Linked DNA regions of Homo sapiens: region 2 is linked to region 1. The links are chromatin contacts, found by Hi-C or POLR2A ChIA-PET in ENCODE. All regions are on one chromosome and are shown on one strand. The core of a region is the stretch at or near the end of the contact, and the rest is flanking DNA. Distances in the headings are between cores, read along the strand shown. Region 1 has its middle 150 kb from the start of C12orf75. Region 2 has its middle 200 kb from the start of NUAK1.

Region 1 (6,845 bases), core at 1,474-3,973:
ATGTGAAATTTCCAAACCAAATAGTATAATAAAAAAATTTTTTTAACTATAACTTTGTGACCAGGCTGAACTATCCAAGGAAATGCATGGGTAATTTAACATCAGAAACTTTATAAATGTAATTCAACACATAAATAGACTAAAAGAGAAAAAAAATTATATTCTGAATTCCCCAGAAACAAAGGATAAAGTGTGAGTACTTTTCTGAGGCATGAAAGCCAGAGAGCAAGAGTGAGCGGTAAGAAGAAAGGAGAGTCAGAGAGGAAAGAAAACTAACACCAAGACAAATTATCAAGCCGCTGCTGCATGAGTGACGCAAGCCCATGGGACTGCATGAATGGCCACGTAAAATGCATTTCAGCACTGTCTATACAGATAAATGACAAATCCTTTTTCTCAATGAATAAATTTTGGTGAGTGCCAAATGGTTCTCATACTGTTTCCCACTGCGCATCAACAGAGACAGGAAGAGGCATGCAGTGAGACCCAAAGGTTAATTGCTGTCAGGGTGCACCTGTGTGAAACTGATAAGTGCTCACACAAAATTGGTCACTGCATCAGTGGCTGAAATAAGAAAAAAATTAAGGCTGCGCAACTCTGAAGTCATACATGGGAAGTGCCCAAAGCACCATATAATCTTTTCAGTACAAACAGAAAAAGCCTTTGATAAAATTCAACAAATATTCATAATTAAACAACAATCAAAAAAATCTCTTAGCAAACCAGGATAACAACAGAACAAAGTTTCATAACCTCATATAGGATACCTATTAAACCTGTAATAAGCATTATTTTAATATTTGATATTTGTAAAATGTTAGAATTATTACAATTAGAATCAGGAAAAAGACAGATACCATTCTCACTACCTCTTTTTCACACTAAACTGGAAGACATCGTATAATCCTCCAGGAAAAATAAATAAAAGGCATAAGTATTAAAAAGAAAGAAACAAAACTCTGTTAGCTGATGATATGATTGTCTATGTAGAAGACCCCATTGAATCTGCAGACAAATCAGTATAAATGATGAGAGATTTACAAGGTTACTAGATCTTATGTCAATTTTCAAAAACCATTTTCATGTCTACACACTAGCAACAAAGTTAGAAAATTTAAATTTAAAGATATAGTTTACATTTACAGATGAAATAATATCATGTTTGGGATTTTCTTAATCATAATCTTGGGAAGGGTAGGAAGAGAACAGCTGTCTTCTCACATCATGCCACCACCACCACCTCCACATGGTCATCACTACCATCTTTACTAGCATCCTCAGGGCAAATCACTGCCACTTCTACCTGCTCTCACCATGATCACTGCCATTACACCATTACTGCTATCCTATCACAGTCATTGCTACCACTGCCACCATCACACTGTCACCATCATCTGTACCATCTCTAGTACCATCCTTTCTCAAAACATTAATACCACCATTGCCACCCTCACCATCACCATCACCACTGTATTGTTTACTACCATCTTGACTACAATCCTGTTACTGACATCTTGATTACCATTGTATGGCCACCATCACCACTATCAGCAGCAATGCCATCTTCACTACCATCCTCATGGTAAACCATCACCACTGTCACCACCATCATGGCCACCACTATCACCAATCTAAATGTCTCTGTCATCATTATGACATCATGCTGGAATCATTACTACCACAACCATCACCACCATCTCATAGTCCCCATCATTACTACCATCCTTACAAGCAAACCATTACCAGCATGACCAACATCCTCATCATCACCATCATTATTACTTCCATCGTGGTACACTTGGGCTATCACTACCACAACCACCATCAACTAGAGCTAGGTGTCCCTCCACTGTGCTCCCAAAGCCTGTTGCATGCATTGTTCACACTGCTTCATAAAACCTGTGTACATGTTGTCTCTCTCATTGAGTGGTGACCTCTTCAAGAGCAGGGACAAGAACTCATTTTATTACATAGTTCCTACACCAAACACAACACCTGGCACATAGAAAGTACCAAATCAGTATCAGTTGAGTAAAGGAATGAATGAATAAATGAAAGCTACTATAAATAATAATAACTAACAATCACGTAAGGCCTTCACGTAAAGCTCACAATAATCCTATGAAGTGGGTAGTACCACCCTTGTTTTTTTTTCAGACAGGGTCTCACTCTGTCACCCAGGCTGAAGTATAGTGGCTCAATCATAGTTCATAGCAGTCTCAAACTCCCAGGCTCAAGCAATCCTCCTGACTCAGACCCCTAAGTAGCTGGGACCACAGGTGCACACCATCACACACCCAGCTGATTTTAAAAAAATTTTTTATAGAGACGGGGTCTCATTATGTTGCCCAGGCTGGTCTCTAACTTCTGTGCTCAAGCAATCCACCCACCTCAGGATCCCAAAGTGCTGAGATTACAGACGTGAGTCACCCTCCCGGCCTACCCCTATTTAAGGATGAGGAATTTGAAGGTCAGTGACTTGCCCAAGGTCACATAATTAGTAAATGGCTAAGCCAGAACATGAGCCCATTTCATCTGGCTCCAGGGCCATTGTCACTACCTGCTGTATTATAGTTTGCCCCAGCTTTTCCTTATATTTCTAGCTGCAAGGTATAATCATGGAGGGAAAGCATTCATCTCATGGGAACCTCAAAATCCTTGGAATGTGGATTACCTAGAGCCTACTTGTCAGCTTAGCTACCGTGAGTTGGGCTGTGCCTCTGAATATGACTCCCTTGAAAAATATCCCCAATTCTCAGGGAACATTTTCAACTCTGGGTTGAAAGTTGATAGTTTGTGCTTGTTTCTAATGAGCTTCCTGTCTTAGAAGGGGAAAACAAAGGCTATCTAATAAACACAGCTGATTAGCAAGCCTTGAAATATCCCAAACTCCTAAGAGAGGAAAGCCAATTGTGTGTGAGGGTGTGCAAACTCACGCGGGGCAGTATAATTGAAGGAAGCTCTCAAGGAGTTGGTGTATTTCAGAGGAATGTATCATCCGCTGCCACAAAGCTGGGCTCCCTGACCCTGGCCTTGGTTTAGCTCCTGGAAACGCACTGCAACAGGACGGCATGTAACTATCAGTGGTGACACATTCAAAACATCCTCTGCACATTCCAGCACTGCTGGGGGTGGGGAGTGTCTACAAGAAACACCTGATTTATTAAGAAATCCCTACTCCTTTAAGCCAAGATATGCTAGCGAGGCTCCACAATGACTTGGCAGCACCACAACGACCTTGCACACTCACCCAGCTTTGCTTTCTGAGCGGGACTCCCAGAAGAACATGTTCCATGGTGCCCTCCTTGCTCAGAGACTCTACTTCGGCTCAGCTACAGTATGCAAGCCACAGCCAGCAGCATCGTGCTTACTTATTTGCTATTGGGTTAATTGGGTATCATGCATGGTACTATTTTTCTGCATTGTCTTAGCTGATATGACAACCCAATCAACCAGGTTGCCTTTGGATCGTTATTTTATAGACAAGGTAACCAAGTGTATTAGTCTGTTTTCACACTGCTGATAAAGACGTACCCCAGACTGGGAAGAAAAACAGGTTTAATGGACTTACAGGTCCACATGGCTGGGGAGGCCTCACAATCATGACAGAAGGCAAGGAGGAGCAAGTCACGTCTTATGTGGATGGCAGCAGGCAAAGAGAGAGAGCCAAGTGAAAGGGGTTTCTGCTTATAAAACCATCAGATTTCATGAGACTTATTCACTACCATGAGAACAGTATGGGAGAAATCGTCCCCATGATTCAATTATCTCCCACTGGGTCGCTCCACAACACAAGGGAATTATGGGAATTATAATTCAAGATGAGATTTGGGTGGGGACACAGCCAAACCATATCACCAAGGATAGAGAACTAAAGACTCCACCAGGGAGTTGTAGGTCGTCAGTGCTGCAGCCCAAATTTCAACCCAGGCCTTCGGACTCCAGAGACTGTGGTTGCAACCACTGTGCTGCACTGCCTCCCCAAAGACTTAATTAGAGGGCCCTTCAAGGGAAAGCTCCAAGTACATGTGAAAAGGGAACTCTTGCAGGCCTCCATTCTTCTGAACATGCACACGTTAAATGGAAGTGCAAACTTTCCAAGTAACTTCTACGCATTTCGTTTAAGGTTGGTGTGTGTGTGGCAGTTCTCCTTGATGGGTTGTAAATGCCCTCAAGGCAGGAACTGTACATGATATCTTTTGTGTCTCCCATACCTAGCCAAGTGCCTGGCATAGAGCAAGTGGTCTGGAAGTGTGTTTTTAAAGAGGGGAATGAAGATGATGATCCTAATGAAATGATGCTGCTCTCTGAGCCCTGTGGTTGTTTTCAGTCTGGCCTCCCACACTGTCCTGCAGGCAGCCTATACTCCAGCCCCATTGATCACCTCCCCTAGTCCCATAGACACACCCACGCTTTCACATCTCTGTGACTTTGCCTACGATGTGGCCTCCACCTGGAATACTGTTCTCTGCTCTCTCACCTTTCTTTAAAAGCCCATCTCAATGCCACTTTCTCAGGAGACTTCTATGGGTCCCTCCTGCAGCTAGAAATAATCCCTCATTCTGAACTCCCACAGTTCCTGTTAGTTCCTTCCTGTTCTTTCCCTACCCCTTTTCATCTCAGAGGGTTATTGTGATGCTGAACTGAGATCATGTTCAAGGAAGCTCTTTGTAAACCAGGAGGCACTGTCCAAACATGAGGGCTTATGAGGGCCCAGATCTCATCAACTAAAGAATGATATGGTCAACAGTGTCCAATTCTATGCTGCTCAATACAGTACTTCACACACTCAAGGAGCATTTGCTGAAAGCCTGGTGTTTCCCAAGCTGGTCTTGAACTTCCAAGCTCAAGCAATCTTCCTACTTCAGCCTCCCAAAGTGTTGGGATTACAGGCATAAGCTACCATGCTCAGCTCAAAAAACAAAACAAAACAAAACAAAACAAAACACACTTCTTGAATGACAGAATTGCACCACGGAAGAGAAGGAACAGAGTTTGGTGAGCAGGTAGCAAGCACCCCCTTCCCTCTGCCTCTCTCTGCACAGCATCCCCCAAGTATCCCCCAAACTTGCACACACCCACATACATAACACCACTCCCACTAAATAGACCCCAGACACCACAGCCTTCCAAAAACTTCTATTTTTTTCTATCCTTGCACATTCTGCTTCCATGTTCTTCAGCCCCTCCCAACAGCCCCCAAGCTTCGTGACTCTTCTAGCTCCACTAAACTATTTCCCTCTCCAAGTACTAAAATGCTAAGTATTTATTTTAGGATGGAAGAAAATTACAGCCTGTAATTAGCACATTTTTTGAACATATTGCCTAAACCACTGCTGTGTGGTGGAGCCAAGAACAAGCAGTAGTAAAATTAACAAGGTTTATTAAACAGAAGAAACCATTCAGAGCTGAGCTAATGCAACAATCACATGGAAGTCCCTCCTCTCTCCTGGGGCAGCTCTCTCGATCATCCCTTAAAGAGGAATGACACTCTCCTCTGAAAGCCAAACTATGCATGTCACAAACAGGGATCAGGGAAGAGAGCTGGATTTATAACTCAGCTCTAAGATCCATGAGCTGTGTGACCATAAGTTAGTCAAACAACCTCTCTGAGTCTGTTTCCCACCTACAAAATAACGAAAACCTGTCTGATATACCTGATAAGTAACAGGACTACTATCTTCACATCCATGCATTCAGGATCTAATACACTAATACATGCTAAAATGTTTTCTAAACTTGAAGGCCTATATCCTTTTAGGTTATTATTCAACATTTTTCTCTTTCTATCTTCTTTCTCTCTCCCCAACAACTCTCACACACTCCTCTCTCCAAGGCCTTGGTGTAGGACTGTGTCAGCTAAATAGGAGGGGTGACTTTCCCTAATTTGAACAAAGATGTCATATGGGTGAGTGGTCCTAATCTGGGATGCATGGAATGGAAAGCAACAGAATCACAGGGGAGTGCTAACAACATCACCTGGGGCAGATGGGAATGGCTTCTGGCAAAACGCACCATTTGAACGAATTACCTTTTGGAGAAGTCATTTGCCAGGGAGAGAAGGTAGGAAAGGGCCTTCCCATAAAAGGAAAACTCATTGAGGAAACACAGAAATATGAAAACCTACGGCCAGTTTGGGAAATGGCAAGTTGGTCCTTCCGGCTGAAGCCGTAGGAAGGTTGAATAATGCTGAATGCTGGGAATTTATTAGATGTCTAGTCATGCATTTCTTAAATATCTCATCTACTGAGTGTCAGGTCCTGGGTGCTAGGCCCTGAAAAGTTTTTAAAGGATTGTTGAGAGATATTATTCAGAAAGAAAGTAAATGTCCTTCTAATTGTGAATTCCAAGAGTCTTATTTCTCAATGCAACATCCAGCCATGCCCACTGGATCTAGGAATGTAGGTTGTGGCATGATGTCAACAATGAGGCTCCCCCAAACAATATGGGTTTCAGATTTTTCTCTGAGACTTCAACCAGTGAAATGTACAGACACTGTGGATTTCTAGGCGGTAACCACACATGGGAATAAGCCAAGAATCTTCTTTAATCCAGATAGATTGGATGTGACCTTAGGAAGGCAGACTGAAAGAGTTTAACATGTGGAAATTTTTGCTAGTGTGTTGTACCCAGTCTGGAGAAAGACTACGTAAAGAGCAGAGGATGATCAGATCAAAATCTACCCTACAGGGGCAAGAAGTTGGGCCATCCAAGTGCCACCCAGTGGAAAAGCGGTTCTATGCCTGCCACTCAGACACCAGTAGCATCAGCTGGGAGCTGGTTAGAAATGTGGAATTTCAGGCCCCTCCTCCCGACCCACCAAATCAGAATCTACTTTTTCATAA
Region 2 (6,845 bases), core at 2,454-4,953, 450 kb before region 1:
CCTTCTCAGGATTAAAAATACTTCTCTTTCTTTGGCTAGGGTAATGTTGCTAAAAAATGACCAAGAAGCTGGTGAAAAGGGATGTGGTTAGGGTTTGGGAGGGTTGGAGGATGGAAGGAGATCCTTATATGAAAATTCATTTTATAGCCAGTAGAACCTTCCAATAGAGGGAAGGTAAAGTAGTTAACTTACCAAATGGGGTCCCTGGGGAGTTCCTTTAGGAAGCATGCTCCTTATTGTAATCCAAATTTATTTGTGAAAGTCTATTTTATGCCACTTTTTATATCCTACAAAAGTTAAAATTCCTCCTTATCAATGTAGTAAATTTGGGGAATTGGGGAAAAAAGTATGTCTCTTAAAGATTTTGCATCAAATGCTCTATTCTGGTCTGGTGCCACCCATGCTGGGAACCACATAGTATGATGGAAACTGGGAGTCAAGAGACCTGGAGTCTCTTCTAACTGTGCCTTTAATTTGCTCTGCAGCCTTGGGTGCTTACTTTCCTTCTCTGGTACTCAGTTTTCCTATCTGCAATATAAAGACCTTGACCAAGGGAATGTGGATTGAAAATTTTTAAAAAGTTATGTATATGGGATACAAATGAATTCTTTCACTGATATGAACATTCATGGAGTTCAATACAAAAATGGTGAAAGTGGAGCCTCCAGCAGCTGCCCCATCTCTGTATTAGTGGACCCCAGGGTGTCCCTGATGAGCCCCCAGGGCTCTGCAGATATCAATATGAAAACCACAGAAGAGGATCTTCAACATCATGTTCAGCTTTGTTATTTCATAGACAAATGTGCCATAATGAATACACAGCCCCGAGGCAGACCAGAAAATGTTTGTGCATGAGGTGGGAGGGGTGGGGGACTTCCCTGGAGCCTGGTCAATGCTGGCTGCTAAGAGAAAGCAGAGAGCAGTCATTCTCTTAACACAGATGGATCTGAATGCAGAGGGGCCACAGAGTCACATGGATTCTTACAGCAGAGCAAAGGAAGTCCCCATCCAGGAAGGCTGTTGTGGAGGAGGGGATCAGGTCCTCATGCTCTAGCTGCCATTTGGCTGGAGGTAGCCGGGAAATGGTCAGCTGGCTTGGGATCAGGGCATTCAAGAAAAATGCCTTTGGGTGCCCTTGCTTGACACTGTTCCTCTGGGTTCATTGAATCTGTACCTGGGCCATGTGGAATAAGCCAAACAGGCTTTGGGGTAAATGCAGACTGTATCCCCCTTCCCCTACACCAGGACAAGTGCCACCCAGCCTTGGAAGTCCAGCTCCACCCCAAAGCCCTTCCTGACAATGGCCGCTCCTATGTTTGGCAGCTTTAGTCCACTTTTAGCCTGATCACCTGCTGAGTCCACCTGCAGGCCTTGAACTGACCTAGTTCCCAGACCAGTCCTGAGAAGGGTGGAGCAGTGCTTCACAAAGTATGTGCCAAGGAACCCTGTTTCCATAGGAGATTAATGTGTGTTCAAGGTAAAAATAGATATTGTACCAAGTAAGCTTGGGAAATGGTGAGTTGAAGTTAAGCAGATTTCTTCATTATGGAACATCTCAGAGTTGAAACTTTAAGAGGTAGTCATGTGTGGATTTTCGAAACATATTTGTTTCAGGGAACCTTCCACCTTTGCTTTATCCAGCATCTGTTCCATGGAATTCTTTTTGGGGATTGCTGGGACAGAGTGTTTAATCAATAGCTTCCACACTTCTATTCAGTGATGCTTAGAATTAACTCAGGCTTCTGTCTTTAGGAGTTGGTAGCTGAGTCATGCATTCATTGCTGAGTTTTTGTGTTCATTGCTGAGCTTTTGCGTTCATTGCTTAACCAACATTATTTGAGCACTGCAATTGTCAGGCCCTAGGTTGGTGTGAGACCACAGAAAAGAGTAAGTTACCCATTTCCTGCCCTGTGGAGTTCACAGAAGGCAGTCAAAAGCAAATACGTAGCTGCAAACACAGATGGCAGACTCTGTGCTAGAGGTCCTCAGCCTGGTTGGAACATCTCCAGCACTGAGCACAGTGCCAGTGCCTGGGACACAGTGGGCAGTGGTATCAGCTCTGGTCGCCTTCAACTCTGAGTTGGGAGCCATAGGCAATCCTAAAATATTGGTTGACACAAGTAAACAGTTTGTTTTTTCCTCCTGTGGTAGGCTGTATAATGGCCCTCAAAGATGTCCTTGTCCTAATTTTTGTAACCTAGGAATATGATTCCTTACATGGCAAAAGGGACTTTTCAGATGTGATTAAATTAAGGATCTTGAAATGGGAGGATTATCTTGGATTATCCTCATGTCCCTGCTGTATCCTGATTGTCCTGATGTTCTCACAAGGGTCCTTAAAACAAGGACGCAGCAGGAGCCAGAGAGGAGAAGAGGCATGATGGTGAAACCAGAGATTGCAGGGATGTACTTGGAAGATAAAGGGAGAGGCCACAAGCTGAGGCACAAATGTGGCCACTAGAAATCAAAAGAGCCAAGGAAAAGGATTCTTCCCTCAGAGGAAACAGAAGGAACAAGCTCTGCCAACACCTAGGTTTAACCCCAAGAAACTGATTTTGCACTTCTGACCTCTAGAACTGGAAGAGATAAATATATGTTGTTTTAAGCCACTAAGTTTGTGGTCATTTGTTACAGCAGCAGTAGGAAATGAAGACACCCACCTAACACAATATCCAGAAGTAGGTGGCAGGAGGAATGTGCAGCTGCTTGAGCAAGTCGTCCAGGATCGAGCTCTTCCAGATTCCTGTGGCACCATCCTCCACACGTGGCATTCTTCCTCCTGATTATAAGGTGGGTGCGATATCTCCAGGCGTCACGTCCACATGGCATGCTGAAAGGAGAAAAGGGCTAAGGCTTTTTCCTTGGAAGCCTCTCCACCCCCTCTTTTTTTTTACATTCAAGGAAAGATGCCATTTCTAGAGATATCTGCTTAGATAGCCTCTACTTGCAAAGAAGTCTGTGAAGGTGATATTTTTTTGATGGTGCATGTTACTTTCCTGACCAAACTGGGATTCAGTTGGTAAGGAAGAAGGTGATAAAGGACATTGGGAAGGCAGATATCCTAGTATCTGTGACCATCCTAGTGTCCGAATGCTCAGTAAATATCTGTTAGAGGACTAAATGAATTATGGAAGGAGGGAAAACTGGAGTCAAGTTGTAGATCTGTTAGCCCATGTGAGGAAGTGGGGGACCCTGAGCTAAGGCAGGGATATAGGGGTGGGTAGATTGGAAGGGATGTGAGAGTTAATTCAGATCCACGGGGCTTGGTGACTGAGTGGAGAATCAGTGATGACACCCACCTTTCTAAGTCAGGTAGCTTACTAGATGGGGGTGCAGTTTACCAGGAAATGGAATACTGGGTGGTTTTGGATCTTCTGAGTTCAAGGTGTCTGTGGTCCAGTCCTCTTAACCTCCCTCCCTTGCCTGCTTCTCAAGGCTGTTTGCTCAGGACCAGCAATTTCCCAGGGGCGATCTGTCTGTGTGCAGCTGCAGCCACAGGGTGACACTTCTTTTGTTTTCTCTTTTTATCCCTTTCCTGTCTGGGCTGAATCCAGCCATGTTGTAAACATTTTTACGGTCAAAGCATCTTGGCAGCATCCTTCAAGCTCCAGCCTGGTGCCTCCGCTCCGTGACTCACTGGCAAAGATCTTGCTGCATAGGATCAGTTTGTTTTTTTCAGGGGGGTTGGAGTGGGGCGGAAGGAAGAGCCTCCGGTTACGGTGCTCTTAATGACTTAGTCACAGCCTGGAGTTCTCTGCTTCAGACTGCTATTTTCCATCTGTACAACTGGCCATTCAGGTACCTACTTCTAAAATTATGACCAAGGCTGTTGTATCTCTGTCGATGTTGGACCCTATAGCTCTCCATATGGGGTCAGCCTTTAGAGCTAACTGTCTCAATCCCTTTTGTTCTTGGACGAGTGGTTTGAGTCTTCCCTTGGATGGCACAGACTGTGAGAGCTCATGGATGTCCATGGTCTTCCTGGATACCTGGCTAGACTGCATTCCTCAGCCTCCCCTGCAGTTAGGACTGGCTGTGTGACTGGATATTGAGTGCTAGTGGAAAGAAGGGTTCCACTTCCGGGCCGGCCCATGAAAGGCCCCTGTGTGGTCCTCCAGGAGAGATCCAGAAGTCTCTGCGGCCCTAGGTGAATTGTGGAGTAACAGATGGGAAAAGCTTGGGCCTCTGAATCACTGTACAAAAGGCTACCTGCTGGACACCTGGGAGCTAGCCAGAGCAGAGGCATTCCTTCCACTCCTCCTGGAACTCTGTATTTTTGGAATTATCTCAGGGACTATGGTCAATGCCGCCCAGATTAGTGTTTGGTGATAGAACTTATCTTAGGCTCTTTACATTTTTATATAATTTTTATCTTTGCTTGTGTTGTTTCTACCTTTACATTGAACACCCTTTGAAAGCAGGGATTATGTCACATAATTTTATTTATTCAGAACAACAAACAGTGTTGAGTAGACAGCAGGCACTGACAAAACTTGTACTTTAAGAATTAGAGGGCCAGATGTGGTGGCTCACACCTGTAATCCCAGCACTTTGTGTGGGTGGAGCACCTGAGGTCAGGCGTTCGATACCAGCCTAGCCAACATGGTGAAACCTCATCTCTACTAAAAATACAAAAATTATCTGGGCATGGTGGTGGGCACCTGTAATCCCAGCTACTCTGGAGGCTAAGGTGGGAGAATTGCTTGAACCTAGAAGGCAGAGGTTGCAGTGAGCCGAGATTGAGTCATTGCACTCCAGCCTGGCCAATGAGAGAAAATCCATTTCAAAAAAATAAAAGAAAAAAAGAATTAGATATGTTTAAGAATTACAACACCATTTCTGCTCAGTCCTAACACCATTAGGGAATATGTAAGCAGCAATAAAAATATAAAATACAGTCCAGTATCCCTCCCAGAGCACACAACAGTTTCTCACTGATTGTTCAGAGCTTTTGTAGCTTTCAGCGTACATATATTAGATGCTAATATGATTATCGTATGTATTGAGCACTAACAATTTTCCCAACACTATGCTGAAAACTTTATTAAATTATCTCTTCACACACCGGGGCCTTTCAGGGGGTGGGGGGCAAGGGGAGGGAGAGCATCAGGACAAATACCTAAGGCATGCGGGGCTTAAACCTAGATGATGGGTTGATATGTGCAGCAAACCACCATGACACATGTTTACCTTTGTAACAAACCTGCATGTTCTCCACATGTATCTCAGAACATAAAGTAAAAAAATTTTTAAAAATCTCCTTTAATACTCATAACAACTGTAGGTACTATTATTTTTCCCACTTTGGCATGAGAAAATCACTTCTAAGAGAGGTTGAGTAATATACTTCAAGCCACTGAAGTATAATAAGCATAAGATCTGGCATTCAAACAGAGCCTGATTCCAAAGACCCAGCATTATATAACAATTTCCTGCCCCATTCTTTCCCACACTCAATCTCTTGAGTGGTCCAGAGCCCTGTGGGATTTGCCATGCCTGCTTTGTCAGAGTAGGCATCTAGCCCTACCTGTATTCAATGCCCGGGGACCCCACCCCGCCTACTCAGAGCTGTAACTGACTCTTTAGATTTCGTGTGTCTGTGTATGCCAAGACAGATGTGAAACCTTCAGTTGGGCAGATTAGCATCTCAGACTCAAATCAGGCCCCACATCTCGCCTCAGACACGTCCAACTCCCAGGCTGCTCCCGGTGCTAAGGTGGGACCGGCAGGGAGCCAGACAGGAGCACAATGTTCTCTGCCCATCAGACATTGTCTGACACCTGCGTGGGATTACGGGGTGAGCCTCCAGGCTCCAAGGGACACTCCCTCAGCATGGAATGACAATGAATTCAGCGAATTGTTGGAACTTCAAGTAAGGAAGAGAAATCTAACAGGCATTTCTGAGACCTATGATGATCTGTGCTCTGAAGGGGATGCCAGTGGAGAAGTTAGCGCAAAGTCCCCAAAGTTAAAAAACACACAGGCTTCGACAGCTGCAAGGCCCCAGCTCACCCCAGCGCCTCCTCCGGATCCTTTTGTTTAGGGCCAGCCCTCTTTCTTTTCATAGATTCTTGCAGGGGTTTTTCAAGATGATGATAAAAATAGTGCTGACAGGCAATATTTCTTGAGCCTTTACTAGTACTCTGCTAAACATTTGATGTAAACATGTCACATTTAATATAGCAAGCCTAGGAAGAAGAAGGTGCCATTTTTATCTTTCTTACAAATGAGGAAACTGAGAGGCAGGAAAGAATTGTCCGTGCTCATATAGCTTGGGGGTTGTGGGGCTGGAGTTCCAGCCCAAATTTCTCTAACTATCTACTAGCATTGGCTCAAGTGCCCAGTGAGCAGTTAATTATGGCAGCAGCTTGGCCTAAGAGAGGGAGCACAGGCTTCAAAGTTACCTAGATTGGGATTCAAACCCTAGCCCCACCACATCCCAGCTATGAGTTCCTGGGCAAGTTAGCTCAGCCTCCTGGAGCCTCTCAGTTCCTGAGCTGTGAAATAAAAATGACAACAGTAACCTCCAAGAGTTGTGACGGTTACTGAGAGAATGTAGGGCATATGGTAGGTGCTGAGCACGTAAATGTAGCTGTAAGTATTACATTTTCCTAAGGGCAACTTCTCTGTATGATCTAGTACTTGTATATTCTGTTGCTAATCCATTCATTTACTCTTTGATTTATTCATCATGCATTTACCGAGCACCTATTACATTCTAGAGATTGCTGAGGATGTGTCCTGTTTGCTGACCAGGACTTTCAGTTAGGATTGCGTAAGTCCACACTTATCAGAAACCCAACTACAGTGGTTTTACCAAAGAGAGGGTTATTTTTCAACCATGT

What was found. A loop is a pair of places that touch in the nucleus more often than their neighbours do. ChIA-PET counts read pairs that join two places held with the same protein, here RNA polymerase II (POLR2A).
Region 2: a loop to region 1 is called in a map of endothelial cell of umbilical vein, with 6 times the contacts of the local background. The contact joins two enhancer-like sites. A Hi-C loop is called at or near these places in 1 of 168 maps with a recorded cell type or tissue (endothelial cell of umbilical vein). POLR2A ChIA-PET finds 5 or more read pairs at or near these places in 1 of 52 experiments (activated CD4-positive, alpha-beta T cell).

What each region holds. Positions count from the first base shown.
Region 1 is chr12:105,481,714-105,488,558 of GRCh38, reverse strand. No RefSeq gene overlaps it. Among named protein-coding and RNA genes, the nearest start is that of C12orf75, 150 kb to the right of the region's middle. Within about 2 kb of position 2,723, at least 6 of the 41 ENCODE cell types and tissues checked have a DNase peak (open chromatin) inside an H3K27ac peak, as active enhancers do; they include endothelial cell of umbilical vein, where a contact is called at or near this core.
Region 2 is chr12:105,931,234-105,938,078 of GRCh38, reverse strand. No RefSeq gene overlaps it. Among named protein-coding and RNA genes, the nearest start is that of NUAK1, 200 kb to the left of the region's middle. RefSeq lists an enhancer at 2,135-3,334. Within about 2 kb of position 3,703, at least 8 of the 41 ENCODE cell types and tissues checked have a DNase peak (open chromatin) inside an H3K27ac peak, as active enhancers do; they include endothelial cell of umbilical vein, where a contact is called at or near this core.